3 separate regions of the Homo sapiens genome follow, and all the other regions are linked to region 3. Evidence: chromatin contacts called from ENCODE POLR2A ChIA-PET data. All regions are on one chromosome and are shown on one strand. Each heading gives the region's core, a stretch centred on a gene start or an enhancer-like site at or near the end of the contact. The rest is flanking DNA. Distances are from core to core; before and after follow the strand shown.

Evidence for each region. ChIA-PET counts read pairs that join two places held with the same protein, here RNA polymerase II (POLR2A).
Region 1: POLR2A ChIA-PET joins it to region 3 with 10 read pairs in T-cell. The contact joins the promoter of PNRC1 here to the promoter of PAK1IP1 in region 3. POLR2A ChIA-PET finds 5 or more read pairs at or near these places in 2 of 52 experiments (T-cell and activated CD8-positive, alpha-beta memory T cell).
Region 2: POLR2A ChIA-PET joins it to region 3 with 7 read pairs in B cell. The contact joins the promoter of CMTR1 here to the promoter of PAK1IP1 in region 3. POLR2A ChIA-PET finds 5 or more read pairs at or near these places in 3 of 52 experiments (B cell, CD4-positive, alpha-beta T cell and activated naive CD8-positive, alpha-beta T cell).

What each region holds. Positions count from the first base shown.
Region 1 is chr6:89,078,930-89,082,319 of GRCh38, forward strand. It overlaps PNRC1 (proline rich nuclear receptor coactivator 1), which reads left to right and starts at 1,822. Exons shown (of 2, transcript NM_006813.3): 1 at 1,822-2,505. The coding sequence starts at 1,966. PNRC1-DT (PNRC1 divergent transcript) reads right to left here and starts at 1,651. Exons shown (of 1, transcript NR_187250.1): 1 at 1,233-1,651. RefSeq lists enhancers at 927-1,016, 2,535-3,390 and silencers at 1,447-1,656, 1,707-1,856, 2,247-2,626.
Region 2 is chr6:37,431,481-37,434,551 of GRCh38, forward strand. CMTR1 (cap methyltransferase 1) reads left to right here and starts at 1,741. Exons shown (of 24, transcript NM_015050.3): 1 at 1,741-1,897. LOC107986531 (a long non-coding RNA gene) reads right to left here and starts at 1,743. Exons shown (of 2, transcript NR_171666.1): 1 at 1,571-1,743; 2 at 748-1,455. RefSeq lists enhancers at 1,423-1,924, 1,617-1,896 and a silencer at 1,897-2,086.
Region 3 is chr6:10,693,034-10,696,324 of GRCh38, forward strand. It overlaps PAK1IP1 (PAK1 interacting protein 1), which reads left to right and starts at 1,939. Exons shown (of 10, transcript NM_017906.3): 1 at 1,939-2,036. The coding sequence starts at 1,953. It overlaps C6orf52 (chromosome 6 open reading frame 52), which reads right to left and starts at 1,583. Exons shown (of 5, transcript NM_001145020.3): 1 at 1,461-1,583. RefSeq lists enhancers at 1,497-1,546, 1,555-2,157, 1,587-1,966.

The DNA.
Region 1 (3,390 bases), core at 572-3,071, about 78 Mb after region 3:
TGTGGCAGGGCTGGACGCGGTGGCTCACGCCTGTAATCCCAGCACTTTGGAAGGCCGAGGCAGGCGGATCACGAGGTCAGGAGATCAAGACCATCCTGGCCAACAAGGTGAAACCCCGTCTCTACTAAAAAATACAGAAATTAGCTGGGCGTGGCGGGTGCCTGTAATCCCAGCTACTAGGGAGGCTGAGGCAGGAGAATCTCTTGAACCAGGGAGACGGAGGTTGCAGTAAGCCGAGATGGCGCCACTGCACTGCAGCCTGGCCACAGAGTGACACGCCGTCTCAAAAAAAAAAAAAAAAAAATTAAAACTTTTGTCTTGCAGTACCTGGACTGGAGATCAAATTCTGATGTTAACTTACCGTTTGATCTTTGACAAGTCCTTTAGCCTTTCTAAGCCTGTTTCCCCAGCTGTAAAATGGGAATAAAATACAGTACTGTCCCTCCAAAAAGAAGCTGAGGCAAAATCAGGCCAAGCTTGAGGACTGCAACCCAGGACCATAGATTCAAGCTGCCCTGAATATACACTCGGATTAGCAAGTTACAAGTAGGTTTTTAAAGGAAAAGAGGCAGCTCCTAAATTGTTTACCAATTTACATTAAAATATCGTGGGCTCTTGACTAGCTATACATTGTTCTTTGTATCTTAAATTTCAGAAACTTAAAGATAATGCGTAGGCAGCTAATCAGGAACAAAATGCCTTTAAACAATTGCCCCAGGCATTAGTAGTGAAAGGAAGAGAATGACAGCCTGCCTACTTCGCAGAGCTGAGGTCTGATCTATTTTTCTTAGTACCTATTCGTAAGGGTTGTTGTGAGGTTAAAGTGAGACAATCTATGTAAAGAACAGTTCCTGGAACATAAATGCTTGATAAATTATGGCCACAATTCTTTTTTGTGGTTGAGCAGTGCGGGGAGATCGCGAAAAATTTCTATTTACGCGCAGCTAACAAAATACTCTATGTTGCAGAGCTGTTTCACTTTCTCCCTTTGAGACGCAAGCCGGCTTGCCGCCTCCTCAAGTAACCAGGCACAATGTTCTGATCCCAAAGTCTCACAATCCTTCAAGTATGAAATCAGTAAAAACTCCAACTTCCATTTATGGATTTACGGAGAACTTTTTATACATCGAGGGGCTAATTCAATCAGTAAGTCACTTTGATTTTTACTCTGATCACCGAGACTAATAAGCAGCGATGCCGAACCAAGTAAATGAAAGAATCGTGAGCCATACTTCAGTAGATAAAATTTAAATGTAGACTGATTTTCTTCACGATTGCTAGGGAAGAAATCCTTACAGCGTACTTAGAAATCTTTGTTTTAAAATGATAACGCTGTTATGTTGGGCTGAAAATAAAACGGATACTTCCCCAAGGTCAGCAGCGGAGGAGGCAACCGTGGCCTTGCCAAAGTCATCCCCTCTTCCCAGCCCCCGTTCTTCCTGCCGCCCTCCCCCTGCCCCCTCCCTTCCCCACCCCCATCAACAAACTCCGCCGGGACATTTCAGTACCACCACTCCCTAGCCCGGCGAAGCGCAGGGGCGTGCTGGGGAGGAGTAAAGAGGGTGGGGCGGAAACCCAATTTCATTGTTCGCGGGACCGATTCTTCCCAAAAGAGCTCGCTGGCAGCGCCTGCGCAGTGCGCCCTCTTTGTGCCAGGCTGCAGCAAGCTGGTTGTTTGTGTGTGTCTACCCGAAGCTGCGGAGGCGGAGCGAGGGGGCGTGGCCTGCCTTGTCGCACTCTAATTGGGCTTTCGCAGGAAAGTGGGCGGGCGCGGGGCGGAGCTTCCGATAACAACACTCGGAGCTGGGGCTGTGGCTATTTGTTGCTGCGCCGCCACCGCCCGAGTCATGTTCCGCGATCTTCTCAGGCTCTCCTAGCAGCATCCATCGCCGCCACCCTATCTTCACTGGCTTCATTCACCTTCTCCTTCTCTCTTCGTTGCTGAGCGACAAGCTTCCTAGCGCTATGACTGTCGTCTCCGTCCCGCAGCGGGAGCCGCTCGTCCTGGGTGGCCGCCTTGCGCCGCTTGGCTTTTCCTCCCGAGGTTACTTTGGGGCCCTCCCGATGGTGACCACGGCTCCGCCTCCTTTACCCCGGATCCCGGACCCCCGGGCACTGCCCCCGACCCTCTTCCTCCCTCATTTCCTAGGGGGAGATGGCCCGTGTCTGACCCCCCAGCCTCGCGCTCCAGCAGCTCTGCCCAACCGCAGCCTCGCCGTGGCGGGAGGCACTCCTCGGGCAGCGCCGAAGAAGCGGCGAAAGAAGAAGGTGCGGGCCAGCCCCGCAGGGCAGCTGCCCAGCCGCTTCCACCAGTACCAGCAGCACCGGCCGAGTCTGGAGGGCGGCCGGAGCCCCGCGACCGGCCCGAGCGGAGCGCAGGAGGTCCCGGGCCCGGCCGCCGCCTTGGCCCCGAGTCCTGCAGCCGCAGCCGGCACGGAGGGAGCCAGCCCCGACCTTGCCCCGCTGCGGCCCGCGGCTCCCGGCCAAACCCCCCTCAGGAAAGAGGTGAGGCCGCCAGGGGGCCGTTGGGGAGTCGGGCCCTTAGACGGTCGCGGCCGAGCTCTGGGGCTGCAGACCCTGCACCCGGGGGGTCGGGCGGGTGGGGGCGGGGTGGGGGGGGCGGCTGTTTACTCGGGAGGGAAGTTTCCGTGACGCCCGCTCCATTCTTGCTTTGGGGGAAGAAGGGGGAAGGGGAGGCATGCGCTGGCGCTTCTGATTGGCTCCCAGGAGTCGGCCAATGAGAAGCGCCGCTGCGCCCCAGCAACAGCCCCGATTTAGAAGGCTGGCGGCGTTCCAGGGGGTTTCGGCGTTCCGGGCGCGCGGCGGGGTGGGGGCAGGGACAGGGCCCGCGGGAGGGCTGACGTCAGCGCGCGCTACGTGCCCGGCGCTCCGGCGCCCATGAAGGAGGCGAGGCCGGGTGGGGGCAGCTGGGGAAGGACTGGGCCCGGCTTTCGGCCTCCCGGCTATCGGGAGCCCCAGTCCTAGTCGGTGAAACGCGGAGACGGCCTCTAACGTCCCGCCGTAGGGGGTGGAGTGGGCTCCGAGCGGCTGGGTTTCGTTTGGTTGGAGTTGTGCCAAAATGTGAGGTGCCCGGTGTGGGACGCGCAGTCCAGTTGGGGCTCTGCCCGCCTCGGGCCTGACCTACTTAGTGGTTCCAAGTTAAGAGTTGGCAGGAGCCGCACAAAACTGATTTTATTACTTTTGCCACTGTGGTACTTCGTGTTAGTGTGTCCAGAGTAAGTTTTCAGAAGAGTTAGCAATTGAATTGACTTAGCCCGTCTGATTGCAGTGCTATTGCATTAGGATAAAATGGATAGAAGTTTAAATAGGATTAAGTCTACGAAATGATTTCAAAGTCTTGTCAGAATAACGTTTTATGGACTTAAGTTC
Region 2 (3,071 bases), core at 491-2,990, about 27 Mb after region 3:
ATCTATTGAGCACTGACCACCAGCCTCTGTTAAATCTTGTGAATTTAATACAGACAGACAATCTTTCCTGTACAGAGTTTACAGCTGAGTCGGGGAGGCAGATGAGTCCACAGGCCATTATACAACACCGTGGTAAGTGCTTTGATAGTGGAAGGACAGAGTGCTTTAGGAGCTCAGAGGTGGGTCTCCCAACCTAGATTTGTGACATCAGGAAATATTTCGAGATAGGGACACTAAAGTGACTCCTGAGGGATAAATGGACATTAGCCCAGCAAAGAGGAGAAGCATGATCCAGGCAGGGGGCTGAACTCTTAAGAGACATGGCATGTTTTGTTTTGTTGTGTTCTGTTTTTGAGATGGAGTCTGGCTCTGTCGCCCAGGCTGGAGTGCAGTGGTGCAATCTCTGCTCACTGCAACCTCTGCTTCCCAGGTTCAAGCGATTTTCCTGACTTACCCTACTGAGTAGCTGGGACTATAGGTGCGCACCACCACACCCAGCTACTTTTTTTGTATCTTCAGTAGAGACGGGATTTCACCATGTTGGCCAGGCTGGTCTCGAACTCCTGACCTCAGGTGATCCATCCGCCTCAGCCTCCCCACGTGCTGGGATTACAGGTGTGAGCCACCGCGCCCGGCGGAGACACGGCATATTTGATAAACTGAGAAGAGTCAGCATGGGGAGAACTAAGGGATAGCAGTACAAGGCATACCTGAAGAAGGGGTCATGCTGGAGGGTCTCAGAGGCCATTTTAAGGACATTAGCTTTATTCTAAGAGCAATGGGACATCATTGATGGATTTTAATCATTGTTGGGTTGTGACAGGATCAGGTTTAATTAATCAATTTTAAATTCCCTTCTTTTCACAGGTGTTGAAAATTATAAAAATCACTTTGGTTTTGTGAAGAACGCATTAGAGGGATCACAACTGGAGACAGTCACGGGAGTTTGGAGTTACTGGAGAAATTCTGCCGAGAGGGGGTAAGTGCATGAATTGTGGCAATGGGGATGGGGGTGAATGGATGGATTTGAAAGACAATTAGGAGGTAAGCGCAATTAAGTGTATGAGAAACTTTGGGGTATGAAGAAGAGGGAGATTCCTCAGATTTCTAGCTGGACCAACAGGATGGATGGCAGCGCCCTTCACCAGGAAAAAAGTGAGCTGATGGAAGAACATAAGGTGAAATTTGAATTCATGGGGTTTGAGGTGACTGAGTGAGGATGTCCAACAGACGTTTGGCCATATTGGCCTGAAAATCAGAAGAGAGGTTTGAGATGGAGAGCCAACTGTGCCCATATGGTAAGATGCTACAGGCGGCATTCCTTCTGTCCTCCCGTCCTTCGTTCAAAATCTGTTGAGATGTCCCATAGGCTGGATGTTGGGGATACAGCAGGGAACAAGAACACTGCGTTCGCTCAACCAGTTTACCATCTACCTCTCTGAACTTGTTCTTAGTCTGTAAAATGAAGATAATGATAAGATTAAGTAAGATGAGGTCGTGTGAGGGCACCTAGCACTTACAATTTTTGTATTGGTTTCTCTTCCTCAGAGCCAAAGGAGGAGATAGTTACTTTTGCTTTTGCAGCCTTTTCCGGGCGGCTTTTCCGCGCAGGCGCCCCTGGACCTCCCAGGTTGAGAGGTGGAGCGGGCCAAACCTCAGCTGCCTTTCCCGGGGCCGGGACCCGGCCGGGGGAGGACCGAGGCGCGGCGCTGTCCGTGACGTCATCAGGCTGCGCTGCCCGCAGTACTGGACCCGAGCGCGACGGTGCGGCTGGCGGACCCGGGCTGGCTTGTGGGGAAACGAAACTGAGGGAGGAGGCGGCGGCTCTGGCAGCGGCGGCGACAGTGTCGGCCTGACCCCCCCTCCGCTCCCCGGCAGCTCGCTCTCTCCCCTCAGCGTGAGTGCCGACGCGCGGCCCGGGGGGAGCAAGCGGGCGGGCGCGCGGGCTCAGCATCCTTCTCCCCTCCACCGCCGCCTGGGCCCCCCGCCCGCGGTTATGGGTCTCCTCGCCTTCTGGCCCCTTATGTCTTCCCTCCTCCTCCCACCCCCAACGCCGGCTCCCTGGAGCCCGAGCTGCCGCTGACACACGTCTCTGCGCACACATTCACACGCTCATGTTATCTTCAAATGAAGGGACTGGCCGGGAGACATGGGAGCTTATCTCTTCTCTCTGTGATTAGGGGTGGCAGTGCCAAACCGAGGCCCAGGGAGAGAAGACTGCAGAGGGGATTTGAACCCCTTCTGTGCGGAAGCAGCAGGTAGAACCAGGCCGCTTGCCTTCCGCTTAGAAGTTCCCTGCCAGAGCATTCTGCTGGCATGTGTGGGTCACTTGAGCAGGGCACTGGTTAGCTGTGTGGCCTTCACCTCTGTGGCCGCAGTCTTTTCCCGTGGAAGATGATAGGGTTGGATGAGATGATTTGGAAGGCCCAAATCTAAGGTGATGTGGTTTGGGGAGGAGCATCCGCCTCTCCTGCCTTTCACACAGCTGTTCAACAGTCCGCTTTGAGTTTGCTGTACTTCCAGTCTCCCCCCGAGTCACTTAAGAATTAAAAGCTTTTAGCGCTTGCAATGGCTAGAAGCAAGCTCTGTGATGAGCCTTCCTTTATCTCACCCTGGGGGCCTTTTGGGGGTATTTAAGACTACGGCTTAAAGTGAAATGTGGCTTAGCTTGGTCTTGCTTTCTGTTTGCTCAGTGTCTCCGGTTCTTCCCTGGGACAGCCCCTGCCTGTATCTAGTAAGAGGCTGCTTTCTCAGGAAGGTGGCGGTTGTGCATTGGGTTGATTGGCTCTTCCTTGAGTTGGAGAGAACTGAAACATGTGATCCAGGGTTTTACGAGGTTGGGAGCATCAGTGACACTTTTGGGTTTCAATACTTTCTTGCTGTACCTCGCCTTCCCTAAGGATTGTTTCCCAGCTTGTCGCCCACCCTGTATTGAGTCCTCTTTTCTGAGTTCTCTACAGCCAATCAGTTGTGTGTAAGCCACACTGTATTCACTACTTCTCTTGCTTGCTCTTTAACTTGATAATTCGTTAAGATTTCAGGGTTTCATAATCACTTCATTCCATCTTATT
Region 3 (3,291 bases), core at 689-3,188:
GACTAACTTACTTCAAGCCTCCTTGCTTTGTGCTAATAACTCTGTTAAGCCCTATTGTATGTAACTGCGGGACATGCTCACAGGCCCAGGCACGTTCCAGCTCACAGCCTGTTTAGCAAATCGGGTATCAGTTTAAGATTATGAGGTCCAGCCCCAGCCAACGGATGCAGGACACAGCAGTAAGGACAACCCAAAGGCGTAAGGGACAAATATGTCTGCTTTTCCTTTGTTCAGGAGTGCTCTCACCATCGTTCCATCTGCAATTGAGCACCCTTTCTGCATAAAGTAAAAATTGCCTTGCTGAGAGATCTTTTGTCTCCATGCTGACTTTTCTTCGTGTCACCAATTATCTATTTCTAACAATAACAAGGTCTTTTCTGCACTGCAGTGACAACCAAAGCATCCCAAATGAAATCATTTCTGCAAGACCCAAACTAGCCTCTATTAACACGTACTAACAATTCAGAACACCAGAGAAGAAAAGTTATTGGAAACAAAAGGGTCTAAGCGCTGAAGCACTGTATCGCACTTGAAATGGAGGCTGAAGATTTGAGAAGGATGGACTATGCATCTTGTTTACCAAATGACCTACTACGGTGTTTATGAGAACTATACGAACCAAGATTTACTCTGTTGGGAGCTTGTAGGAAAGCTGTAATGTCTAAGACATACCTGAATCTCTAAACCTTATTAAATAAAACTTTTTTTTTCTTTGAAAGGGGGCCTGGCTCGTCCCCCAGACTGGAATGCAGTGGAGCGATCTCGGCTCACTGCAGCCTCGACCTCCTGGGCTCAAGCAATCCTCCCACCTCAGCCTTCCGAGTTGCTGAGGCCACAGGCGGGCGTCGCCATGCTGGGCTAATTTATAACATTTTTGTAGAGACGGCATCAAAATATGTTGCTCAGGCTCACTTTGTTTTCCCAACTCTCAAATGAAGGCTCTGGCCGGGCGCTGTGGCTCACGCCTGCAATCCCAGCAACTTTGGGAGGTCGAGGCAAGCGGATCACCTGCGGTCGGGAGTTCAAAACCAGCCTAGCCAACATGGAGAAACCCTGTCTCTACTAAAAAATACAAAATTAGCCAGGCGTGGTGGCGTATGCCTGTAATCCCAGCTACTCGGGAGGCTGAGGCAGGAGAATTGCTTGAACCCGGGAGGCAGAGGTTGCGGTGAGCCGAAATCGCGCCACCGGACTCCAGCCTGGGCAAAAAGAGCGAAACTCCGTCTCAAAAAAAAAAAAAAAAAAATGAAGGCTCACTGCTCCCTCCCCAGGAGGTGCCGCAACCTTGGCCAATACAGCCCCAGAGTTAGACAAGCAGACAGAGAAAGTGTGCAGGGCTGGGGTTCTGGCCCGGGCAGACGGGAACGCGGACACATCTAGCACTCCGAGTCCGTCAAGGCAGCGCGAGCGCTGCGCCGCTGGAACAAGTCACCGCGAACCCTAATCCCACCCCTCCTTACCCTATTAACGACAGAAAGCCTCGTTCCGCTGGTCCCTGAACAAAAACTCCTACCCTACTAGTACACAGCCCACAACAATGCACGCTGCCGGCGCTACAGCCCCTAAGCAACCGGCCGGAAGTCGGCCCCACCTCCTCCTGATGTCACGGAAATGAAGGGCTTCGCAGAGGATGTCCCGCCCGCTCCCTTCAGACGGGCGTAGCTGGCACCTTCCTGAGATATGCCTGCTTGCCCCCGATTTTTTTCTCCTTGCAGTGAGAACCTCCTCATGTGGCATCTTTACTTATTCTCTTCTTGGAAAATCCATGTGACCTCCCCGCGCTTAAAGTGTTTCCACGTTACAGGCGACTTAAAGGCAGCCCTGGAGCCTGACGTATAATTCGAGCGCCGATGCAGAAAGGAGTCAGGTGTTTTTTTTTTTTTTTTTTTGGTTTCCGGTTCTGTCACCTCCAGGCTGAGCCGGGCTGGCGGAAGAGGCACGTGCGCTGCTGAATGGAGCTGGTCGCTGGTTGCTACGAGCAGGTCCTCTTTGGGTTCGCTGTACACCCGGAGCCCGAGGCTTGCGGCGACCACGAGGTGAGATACCGCGTAGTTAGAGACAGTCGGAGGCGGGGCCGGGAAGGTCGGGTTTGGTTCCTACACAGCAGAGGTGAACATTGGAGCGCCTGCTGTTCACTGGATGATTTGATGAATCAAACCTAAGAGACTTAAGAGAAAAGCTAACCTTTTAAACCGTAGAATGGACATTTTATCAAAATGAGGCAATATCTGCCTTTTCTAGTAGACAAAAGGTCCACGGGACACAAAGGAAACCGGCATTTCTGCATACGGACAAATGAGTCGTAGATTGTGGATTTAAGGATCGATCCCATAAGTTGACAGTATTCAGAATTTAATGAAAGAAGATCTCGCTCTTTTGCTGAATTTCTGCCCTGGAATTTTACAAATTACTAGAACTAGATTAGGATAAATCCCTTATAGGTAAAGCGATACCAATTCATTATTTGTTGGGAACTTATGGCGAGCTGGGCGGTGGAGATGCAAAGATGCTGGAGGTATGGATCTTGCCTTAGAGACGTTGCCTACATAAGGGGTGGAGGACTGAGGAGACGCATAGATGGAGAGAAATTACAGCAGAATATGATATTACTAGATGTGTGAATAGATAAAAAGGTCAAATAAATTATCAGTAGTCAAATAGGTAGATAGGACTATACTCACGACTAGGAATCCGACCTCCTAACATCTAGCTCACTTTTATTCTTGAAGCAATTCTAAGCATTTTCTAGAAAATTGAGTACAGTACTTCTTTATGAAGTCAAGGCGTCGGTCTTTAATTATCCAGAAAATTTGGAAGTATATCACTTGGCCTATTGCTTTCGTTTATTTTGTTTCCTACTCCAGTTATTTGCTCTTTGTCTTTGGCTGAAAAGTGATGTGTTTTGAATAGTCAAAGATGATGCTATTTAATTTTTTTTTTTTGTAGTGAAATTACTTAACTGTGTTCCAGACACACAGTAGTCCTCACAGCAACCCTCTGAGGAGGATGCAGTTATTCTCGTTTTGCAGATGAAGTACCAAAATGTTGGTCCTAGATAGGTTAAGTGACTGCTGAAGGACACACAGATAATAATTGACACAGCTGACCCCAAAATGTCAGGAGCCCCCGAGGGTCTCTGACATTTGAAACTCTTAACCATTACCCTATACTTCTACTAAATCTAAGCAATAGCCTAGATAACCTACATTATGTGAATTTTAAAAGGTTATTATTTGATTTAAGGCCATAGCAGACCCGCAAAAATGCTTGATTCAAAGGAGGCCCCCTTGG